Linked DNA regions of Homo sapiens: region 2 is linked to region 1. The links are chromatin loops, found by intact Hi-C in ENCODE. Cell type or tissue: ascending aorta. All regions are shown on one strand. Links, peaks and the distances in the headings refer to the core of each region. The heading gives the core; the rest is flanking DNA. Region 1 holds the start of LOC124905121 (a long non-coding RNA gene). Region 2 overlaps TNRC6B (trinucleotide repeat containing adaptor 6B).

Evidence for each region. A loop is a pair of places that touch in the nucleus more often than their neighbours do. Peaks named below come from ENCODE experiments on the same cell type or tissue, not always from the same donor. Only the 100,000 strongest peaks of a DNase experiment are listed, where the experiment ranks them.
Region 2: a loop joins it to region 1, with 2.2 times the contacts of the local background. A loop is called at or near these places in 18 of 110 quality-filtered maps.

Annotation. Positions count from the first base shown.
Region 1 is chr22:40,274,534-40,279,913 of GRCh38, reverse strand. It overlaps TNRC6B (trinucleotide repeat containing adaptor 6B), which reads right to left. Exons shown (of 23, transcript NM_001162501.2): 8 at 2,763-2,837; 9 at 1,870-1,915. LOC124905121 (a long non-coding RNA gene) reads left to right here and starts at 3,081. Exons shown (of 2, transcript XR_007068107.1): 1 at 3,081-3,383. In ascending aorta, for the core only: no CTCF peak of the experiment used is centred there; a DNase peak (open chromatin) is centred at 2,273; H3K4me3 peaks cover 1,914 bases; H3K27ac peaks cover 5,000 bases.
Region 2 is chr22:40,194,163-40,199,542 of GRCh38, reverse strand. The region is part of intron 1 of TNRC6B (trinucleotide repeat containing adaptor 6B); the gene reads right to left. Among named protein-coding and RNA genes, the nearest start is that of TNRC6B, 19 kb to the right of the region's middle. RefSeq lists enhancers at 3,194-3,726, 3,727-4,261. In ascending aorta, for the core only: no CTCF peak of the experiment used is centred there; DNase peaks (open chromatin) are centred at 1,882 and 2,712; H3K4me3 peaks cover 581 bases; H3K27ac peaks cover 1,385 bases.

The DNA.
Region 1 (5,380 bases), core at 308-5,307:
TCATGGGGGTGCTGGGTATAAGCTATTAATATTTCTATTTCTGGGGATAAGACGAGACAAACTCTCATTGGTCCAGGCTGCTGGTGTTTGTCCCTGGAACACACATGGGTCCTTTTTATTTATTTATTTATTTTAAAAAACAAAACAAAACATGTATCTGTTGTAGTTTGTTTTCCATGGAAGACTGAAAGAGCCTTAGGGATAACCTGGCAAAAATCTCGCTAAGAAAACATTTAGACTGGATACTGATGTGTCTGATGAACACATCTTGCTCATAAATTCAAATGTCCTCAGGGAGAGAAGTTGTCTGTTTTTGCTATTTTAGCATCATCTAGATAAATGGTCTGGGTGAAACATAGTTACAAGGAATAAAAAGATCAAAGAGGCACAGTGGTTGCCCTAAAATTTAGAACTTAAGAGCTGAACACAGAAGATGTGTCCACATTACCTACACGGTGCAATTTCCCAGGTGCCATAACTATACCACTTTTCTTTCACAACTCTATAAATGTGCTGTCGTCTGCTGATATAACCAGTGCTGCCCCAGGAAACTTATGTTTTAATTATTCTCATATTTAGAAATATCATAGATCAAAGACTACCTACTTCCTTTACTACCCAGAATTATTTTCATTTCTTCTTAGTTTGATTCTTTTCAAGTTCCTCAGGGTGATCAAGAGCATTACTATGAAAACCCCACAGACTAGTGGCTAACACCGTTTCCACTCCAGTTGCAATGTGAGAGTTTGTCAATAACGAAGCATCCTGGTACAGACAGGACTGGCAACTTGAGGGCCACATCTGGCACACAATTTGTTTGGCCCCATAGAGCATTTTAAGAGACCCGAATTAGTTCTGACATATAAAAATCAGGGCTGGGCACAGTGGTTCACACCTGCAATCCCAGCACTTTGGGAAGGCGAGGAAGGTGGATCACTGGAGGTCAGGAGTTCGAGACCAGCCTGGCCAAAATGGCGAAATCCCGTCCCTACTAAAAATACAAAAATTAGCTGTGCGTGGCGGCACACGCCTGTGATCCCAGCTACTCAGGAGACTCAGGCGGGAAAAATCGCTTGAACCTGGGAGGCAGAGGTTGCAGTGAGCAGAGATCAAGCTGCTGCACTCCAGCCAGGGTGACAGAGCAAGACTCCGTCTCAAAAAATCAATAAATAAATACAAAAATCATAATGCCAGTATATATCTGAATTTCTGGCCTCTGCTGAAAGACTTGTCATAGCTCAGCCTGGATTCCTCCAGAGCAGCAACTGCTAGGAGCAATGCAAGGCTGATTCTTCTAGGTGGACGCTCCACAGTTAACCTGTGGCCACCTCGTCCCAGGTTTTTTTTTTTTTTTTTTGAGACTGAGTCTCGCTATGTTGCCAGGCTGGAGTGCAGTGGCACAATCTCGGCTCAGTGCAACCTCTGCCTCCTGGGTTCACGCCATTCTCCTGCCTCAGCCTCCAGAGTTGCTGGGACTACAGGTGCGCCACACCATGCCCAGCTAATTTTTGTATTTTTAGTAGAGATGGGGTTTCACCATGTAGGCCAGGATGGTCTCGATCTCTTGACCTCGTAATCCACCCACCTCGGTCTCCCAAAGTGCTGGGATTACAGGCATGAGCCACCATGCCCGGCCTCGTCCCAGGTTCTTATACCCGGCACACATCACTTATTTACATTCTTTGCTGACTCCTGTAGTCATGTGAGTTTTCTATCCCTGCCCAGTGTCTAGCACAGTACCTTACAAAGAGTAAGTGCTCAATCAATGTCTACTGAACTGCACCTATCCCTAATCAAATTGGGCAGGAGATGCCAAAAGGACACTGTAACACTGATATACTCCATTCTTTTCAGCGGAGTGATACACACCTACAGACAAATCCATTTTGCTGCTTGGATTATCTTCAGTCTGACTCTGGAAAATAAAGAACAGATGAGAGAGAATTAAGGATGCACATCTTTGAATCAAAGAAGTGGCATTATTCACCTGAGAGCCACGTCTTACTACTGGCACCATAGAAGGTTCTCTGAAATGAACTTGATGGTACTGAAGACATTAACATTTTTAATATGCTAGCTTGATTGCTGTTTGGGCCTATATTCCTACAATTCAGTTTTCACATACAATTAGTCTCAATAAGTCTACAAAGAGAGCAATAGATAAACAGCTGCCTGAAGAAATAAACCCCCGTCCTTAAGTTCTAGTCAGCCCAGGATCAAATTCCATGAGTGACCGCCAAATAATGACAACTTCTTCTCGTGACTTGTCAAGTCATCAAACCTTCAACTGTGCAGCCAAGTCAAGTCATTTGTCTTTTGGCAACCAGGGACAGGGTGTCCCCACAACGTTGCCGAGAGATAAAGAAATCAGAAATTCTACAAGAATTCCCTATGTAATTAGTCCCAGTATAGTTTTTCTAGTTTCGTTATCGTTGCCTTTTTAAAAAATCATAATATGAAAACTAGTACAGTAATGCGGTTGGAAACAATTGTATAAATTTTTAATGCCTCTTTCTTCTCTATCCTCCTAAGGAAAAGGACAAAATGACTACACATTTAAAAGCCATAACCTTTAAATGTTGGAGTATGTCATTAATAAGAATAGAAGAGAAATATTACTTAACTCAAAAGGTCAAGAACATTGCTTAACTAGTTTTTAAATCTTTAATTTTGTACTATATGTGGCAGTTGTCTTAAAATTGGTATTAATATTAAACCTAAAAGTTGGGATACGTTATACATTTGAAAAAAATAAAACTTACCAGCAATCCCATATTTGAAAACTGTTTGGCAAGAGGATTCATCCATGAATCATTGTTTCCTCCTTTGAGTGAGCACTACAGAAATGAAACACGGAACCTCAGAACCAAATAATTTATTTCAGCCTCCTGAGTTTTATTAATACAGACTGAAAATGTAGACTTGAGTTTACCTTTTTAAGTCCTATTTCTCTTTAACTAAAATTATGTTGATATTTTATGTTAGTTTAAATGATTAATAAGCCCTAGTTATATCTATGTTTTCATTTTTATAAAATTCACCACACTGAACCAGAAGTAACTGGAAAAATACATGCTCAGCTGGTACTTTTGCTTTTCAAATAGAAAGAAGTCTGATATGATTTTCTAAAATAGAAGTTTTGCACACGACTACTTTCACTTTCATTAGGCTGCTCTCCTCGTAACCCAAACTGGTTTATGTTAGGAGAAAACAGTTTGATGTCAGTGCGTGTCATTTGGAAAGGAGCCTATTTAAACTGGGCATTATAAGGAACTCATAGTGCTTCCTCTGTTTGTTTCACAGCATAAAAGACATTGGTCCTGGTGGTAAAGAGACCTAGTGGAAGACACCATTGCTGATCTCCTGGGCAAAGTAGGGCAGAGGTAGGTTTTAATTTTTTAATGGGACAAACTAGTTTCTCCCCTGAACAAGGCACTGACCATGAGCTCCACTTTCACTTCTGTGAGGGAAGCAGGGGGAACTATGAAGAGGACTGGGTGGGCTGGGGCTTTGTGCAGTTGTGTATTTCACAGGTGAAAATTCTCTATGTTGTGATGATAGCTATCTTTTTTTTTTTTTTTCTCTGTCACCCAGGCTAGAGTGCAGTGGTGCCATCCCAACTCACTGCAAGCTTTGCCTCCCGGGCTCACGCCATTCTCCTGCCTCAGCCTCCCGAGTAGCTGGGACTACAGGCACCCGCCACCATGCCCGGTTAATTTTTTGTATTTTTAGTAGAGATGGGGTTTAACCATGCTAGCCAGGATGGTCTCCATCTCCTCACCTCGTGATCCGCTTGCCTCGGTCTCCCAAAGTGCTGGGATTACAGGTGTGAGCCACCGTGCCCAGCCCGTGATGGTAGTCATCAAATCAATTTTATTATCCTTGAAAGTGACGAAGTACTTAAGTTTAGTACAGGTTTTTTTGGTGTGTGTGTGGGGGGCGGTTTTTTTTTTTGAGACTGAGTTTCGCTCTTGTCACCCAGGCTGGAGTGCAATGGCGCGATCTCGGCTCACTGCAACCTCTACCTCCTGGGTTCAAGCAATTCTCCTGCCTCATCCTCCCAAGTAGCTGGGATTGCAGCTGCCTGCCACCACACCCAGCTAATTTTTGTAGGTTTAGTAGAGACGGGGTTTTGCCATGTTGGCCAGGCTGGTCTTGAACTCTTGACCTCAGGTGATTCACCTGCCTCAGCCTCCCAAAGTGTTGGGATTACAGGCATGAGCCACCGCAGCCAGCTAGTACAGGTTTTAAGGTCAAAAAAGCCCTCACTAGAGGGAGGGGGGAATGGGGAGTTACTGTTTAATAGGTACAGAGTTCAGTTTTGTAAGATAGAAAGAGTTCTGCGGATAGATGGTGGTAAATGGCAACATAAGTATGTGAATATACTTATTGCCACTGAACTGTACACTTAAAAATGTACGCTATGGTAAATTATATGTTATATGTATTTTATCACAATTTTTAAAAAAAACGCCCTCGGTATATAAAGTCAGAATCACTGGTACTGGGGCTGAAAGAGTCAATTCCCAATTAACTTAATTAAATCTTGGTTGTCAACCTAGAGAGGTATTTATTAGTCCCTTTCAATCAGTTAATTTAGTCTCATTGTTAATTTGTAAATAACCAAAAGAAAGCCAAAATCACACTAGACAACCTAAGAGTGCAAGGAATGCTGAAAAGTTTGCTGAATAATTCCTTCTGTGACTGAAGAAATAAAAGCTCTTAATAGAAGAAAACCCGTAAGTGACTGCTTAAGCAAAACATCTCTAAACAGAAACAGACTGTATTCTTATGCTATAAAAGAAAGAGTCATCTACAAAATTAGTGTCCTATAGGCAAAGGGCAAAGGGGATGAAGGCCCAATCCTCAGACATGGGAAGGCCTCTAAGATGGCATCTGGTATTTGAAACGTGGGAGAATATTAGCTGTGAACCGTTTCATAGGGTGCCAAGACTCTCATGTTGAAGTTAAGTATTGGATGCCCATTTCGTATTTCCACTATTTTATTTGTCAAACGAAAATCTGGAATTGAAAAAAGAGAGGGTCTGCGAAGACACTGGTTCAGGCTCAAAGACTACTGTTCTAGATTGAAAACCAAAGTCCTCATCAAACTGTGATGAGGACTTTCACACAGAAGGTGAAAAGTTTAGTACACAACCTGGTACATGATGTAGAGAAATCATCTAGCTGCTAGGCTGGGCGCAGAGGCTCACGCCTGTAATCCCAGCACTTTGGGAGGCCGAGGTGGACGGGATCACGAGGTCAGGAGATCGAGACCATCCTGGCTAACATGGTGAAACCCCATCTCTACTAAAAATACAAAAAATTAGCCGGGCGTGGTGGCAGCTGCCTGTAGTCCCAGCTACTCGGGAGGCTGAGG
Region 2 (5,380 bases), core at 162-5,161, 80 kb after region 1:
GAGGATTACAGGCCAGTTATTTTGTAGAATGTCACTCCAACCAGGTTTGCCTATCATTTCCTCATAATTAGATTGAGGTCATGTGCCTTGGCAGGAACACTGCAGAGGGAATGGTGTGTTCTCTTTGCATCCTAGCAGGTGGCATGATTTCAATTTGTTCCACTGCTGGGATTACCTGGTTAAGGTGGCATCTGCCAGGCCTCTCCATTGGAAAGTTGCTCTTTTTCTCCTTTGTAATCATTAAGTATTTTTGAAGAAGTACTTTGAAATTTAGAGAACCCATTCTTCAAATGCTGAATTTACTGATAAGTCCGTACATAGGTTTTCTTACAAAGTAGGTGAAGCTGTGTGAGAACTCTTAGTTTTCTTTTTTACTCAGCAGGTTCTAATCCATGACTATCACTTCTTAAATTTTGAAATAAACTCAGATTTGGCCAGTGGGAACCGCTTCAAACTGACTCTGGGTCCTTTTGGCATGTTTTCATCACTCTTTGAAGACTTCTTTGCTTTCTAACCCAAGATGTTCCAGGCTCATGTTAAACATTCCTGCTCCAATCCTATAATCAGCCATTTCTCCAAGCAGCTGGGGTTCCTTTTAGTGGAAAATGGGATATAGAAGCCAAGATCTAGAAACCTGATACACTCACTGCTATTGGAATACTGCTGTTCCCAGGCACCCTCCCCCTCTACTACCAACAGAACTAGGAAACAGATGTGCGTATGTATGTGCACACACATATGCATATAAATACACATGCATGCATGCCTTTTGCAAAGATTTTATTGCTATTTTTATCGGTCCTTATTAAAATCCAGGCATTCACACCAATACTTCTGATTCCGATCTAGCATCACAGGGTTAATTCTAGCTGTCTCCTTTCCAATATCTGTAATGTTCTTCAACAGTGAGAGCTGCTGGGGGCCATTATCCTGAACATACTTATTTCATCAATCCTCCTATATTCAACCAATCAATACAGGAAGGGCATCCCAGAAGCAATGGATGCCCTTCTCACCTCTCCTGGGCTCTGACACAGCACACCAGACCCTCCCTCCTCATCCTACTCAGGCTCTGATACCCCTGGCCAGGCCAACACCTTGCTGAGCCCACTTAATAGCCTCTAGGACTGAACTGTTCAGGAAGGAAAAGAGAGAGAAAAGAAGAATGCTTTTAAAATTAAAAAGAATTAATGTAAAAATGTATTTTTTAAAGAATATCTGTTAAGTTAGAACTTGTAATAATTCAGACGGCCAAACTAAAATTCAACTTTGCATCATCTATGAAGAACAGGTTTGCTAAGTAAATTAATAGTGTAAACAAGCTTGTAACCCAGATATTTAACCTACTTAAGAAAACTAATTGTTTTCAAGCACTTTAAAATCACTGGGCATGTACTTGCCTTTAATTATTGTCTAATTACAAATGACTTCTATTTTCTTCGTTATAGCTTTGATAAGCCTTCTGATTATGCTTTAAGAATTACAACTTAAACTCAATACAGTTTAGATCCTTTAAAAATGTCTTTATTAATCAATTGGTTTTTCAATTAATCACCTGAAGTAAACTTTTTAACCATTCAGTGATTTTTCTTTTTTAGTTAATCTGTCATGTTGCTTAAAAAGAAAAAATGGGCCAGGCATGGTGGCTCATGTTTGTAATCCCAGCGCTTTGGGAGGCTGAGGTGGGAGAATCACTTGAGCCCAGGAGTTCAAGACCAGCCTGAGCAGCACAGGGAGACCCTGTCTCTGTTAAAAGAAGTTTTTTTTAATTAGCCAGGCACGGTGGCTCATGCCTGTAGTCCCAATTACTTGCGTGGCTGAGACAGGAGGATCTCAGCTTGAGCCCAGAAGGTCGAGGCTGCACTGAACTATGAATCGCACCACTGCACTCCAACCTGGGCAACAGAACAAGACTTGTCTCAAAAAAAAAAAAAAAGAAAAAGAAAAACGCCTTTCGGCTGGGTGCGGTGGCTCATGCTTGTAATCTCAGCACTTTGGGAGGCCGAGGGGGGTAGATCATGAGGTCAGGAGTTTGAGAACAGCCTGGCCAACATAGTGAAACCCCGTCTCTACTAAAAATACAAAAAATCAGCCTGGGTGTGGTAGCAGGCACCTGTAATCCCAGCTACTTGGGAGGCTGAAAAGCAGGAGAATCGCTTGAACCCGGGAGGTGGAGGTTGCAGTGAGCTGAGATCAAGCCATGTGCTGCGCTCCAGCGAGGGGCAACAGTGTGAGACTCTGTCTCAAAAAAAAACAAGAAAAACACCTTTCAGCAGCCAGCCAGGGATGCTCCCAAAGACCTCCTATTCTGCACACGATCAGCACAGTCTCATTCTCCTGTTGTTTATCATGAATGCAGTGCTGAGGACACCATAAAGCCAGCAAGCTGTTCCCGTCATCTGCATCCATATTTTAAGACACTCCACTTTATAATACAGGGATTCAACCAATCAATTAGCAAATCACTCTGCACTGTGTTTAAGGCAGCTTGGGAAGAGAAGAAAATTTTGGTGGAGTTACAGCACCCAGTTCCTCCACCTCCTCATGTGTACATGGCTGCAGCCTGGTCACTGAGCTGTCAGCACTCCTTTTTTCTTATGAAGATAAAACCATCCTCCACATCAGGTTGTTGGGAGGACTAAATGAGGTAATGGAAGTGTGTGCAGCATAATAGGCACTTAATGAATCAGTTCATGTCCCTTCCCCCCGACCAGAGCCTTATGGAAAAACTCAGCATGACTCAGAGCAATGTTTTAAAATTTGGTTACACAGAACCTCAGAGAGAAGCTACTGCAGAGTACAGGTCATAACTGCGAGCCTGAACCACATCTGCCCTATCACTGCCCCGACCCAAACAAAGGGAAACCAGAAAAAAACATCAGCAAGAGTTCCAGAAAAAAACATCAGCAAGAGTTCCATAATCTAAAAATGAGCAACCAACTCATCCCTGCCTCAGGAGAATAGAAATATTCTAGGAGAAAGAAATGAACAAATAAGCTGTTTTTTCTACCCTGACTTCCAAATAAAGGTGCCAACAAGTCCTAGAGACTCCAACGAGGCCCAGTTTTAGGGTCCTGGACCACTGAGGCACTCATTTATTCAGTGGTGGGTTATCTGGTTTTTACCTCTAGATCTATTAAGTACCAGTAACTATTAGGATTTAACATGTGATAGAAGAAGATCACATTATTAAAAATCCATTAGAAAGCCCCACCTCTACAAAAAAATTAGCCAGGCATGGTGGTGGAGCCTGTAGCCCCAGCTACTCTGGTAGCTGAGATGGAAGGACTGCTTGAGCCCGGTAGGTTGAGGCTGAGATTGTGACATTGCACTCCAACAGACTGAGACCCTGTCTCAAAAAAAGAAAAAAATCCATTAGAGGTAAGCAATTTTTAAAATCAAAGGTGTTAACAATATGATGCACTATGGGCCAACCTAGCAGTGTATTAAAAAGAAAAAAAAAAAAGGCTGGACGCGGTGGCTCACACCTGTAATCCCAGGACTTTGGGAGGCTGAGGCAGACGGATCACGAGGTCAGGAGATTGAGACCATACTGGCTAACACGGTGAAACCCCGTCTACTAAAAATACAAACAAACAAAAAAAATTAGCTGGGCGTGGTGGCGGGCGCCTGTAGTCCCAGCTGCTGGGGAGGCTGAGGCAGGAGAATGGTGTGAACCTGGGAGGTGGAGCTTGCAGTGAGCTGATATTGCGCCACTGCACTCCAGCCTGGGCGACAGAGCGAGACTCCGTCTCAAAAAACAAAACAAAACAAAACAAAACAAAATAAAGCTGAGGATGGTGGCTCATGCCTATAATCCCAGCACCTTGGGAGGCAAAGGCAGGAGGATTGCCTGAGGTCAGCAGTTTGAGACCAGCCTGGGCAACATATCAAGGCCCCGTCTCTACAGAAAAATTTAGCCAGGTGTGGTGGTGTGCACCTGTAGTCCTAACTACTTGGGAGGCTAACCCAGGAGTATTGTTTGGCTCCAGTTTGAGGCTGTAGTGAGCTAAGATCGTGCCATTGCACTCCAGCCTGGGTGACAGAGCAAAGCCCTGTCTCTAATAAATTAAAAAAAAGAGAAGACGACAAAGGCAAAAAAGCTAGTCCCTAATAGTGAATCAAGCAGAGCTGGAAAGGTCCCAGCAGGTTAGACATTTCAAACACGTGGCCTCAAAAGAAAACACTGGGATCAGGAATTAATCTAAGAATTATCAGTAAATAATGCCAGATGATCTATTTGCTCTATATTTTCAATATCTGAAATATCTAAACTTCCTTGGCATGTAAGATGATGTGGTTTTGGTGTGTTGTTTCTTTTAAAACCATTATAATTTGTTTACATCCAAGAAAATATAGTGGCAATCCTTCCAAATTGCCTCAAGAGCAAAGCCAGACATTTAAAAAATGCAAACAAAAAAGGTACCATGAACATACATTGTTGTCTCTGCAAATAATTCTTCTTCACACAGAAGGATAAAGCTGTCTGCATGTGTCATTTGCAAAGCCTCTGCGCTTCCAAAAGGCCTCCAAGCAAAATTTAAAGGAGGGCTCCCAGCAAAATTTAAAGCAGGTCTCCCCTGGGTTTACAAAGGGCCTAGACCCTGAGTGATACATCACAGGACTCAGACGTCCTCCCCAAACCACTGCAGATGCACCAGTGTTCTGTAGCAGGAAACACCAGTTCGCCTCCTTTTAGGGACCACAGTGCCTAAAAGTCTCCCCCTCCCCTTCCCCAAGCTGGTGGAGGGACCAGCCACTCTGGCTTTTCTTCTCTATTGGTGGGGGGAGGACAAGTAAACACAGAAGCTGCTACAGCTCAGAGAATTCACAGGCTGATTGCATTTAAAGCCTTTCCCAATTGTGAGATGTTAGGCATCTTTGTTTCCTATTAAAGGACATTCAAGCATGTGCAAAGCAGGTGGGGAAAACTAAGAGTTCTGTATCAAGGACACTGCTACCTGAAATACAGATATTTCTTCTAAAAGGGAGGAGACAGTTCACAGCCCCCTTCCACACCACGCCAAATATTTCTTCTGGAAGGAAAGCTGGCCCAGCAACTTCAGGAAGCTACTGCAATGCTACCTGGCCTGGGAGAAGTATTTTGTCTGGTTTCTTCCTAGGGCAGAATACCATAATGCCCAAGCACAGAAGCTCAGCAGCCGAGGCCATCGGGGTCACTTCCTACCTGTGTAGCCTCGGGCAACACAGTCTCTCCGCACCAGCTCACAGGGTCTTCATGAAGATGAAATGAGTTAGCACAGGTAAAGCACACAGGAATGCTCTGCCCGGGGTTTACCCCAGGAAGTGCTATCTTAAGCCCTTCCAAGATGTAAATTCCCACCTCCTCCAACCCAGACTCCTTCTTCTTTTCCTTTTC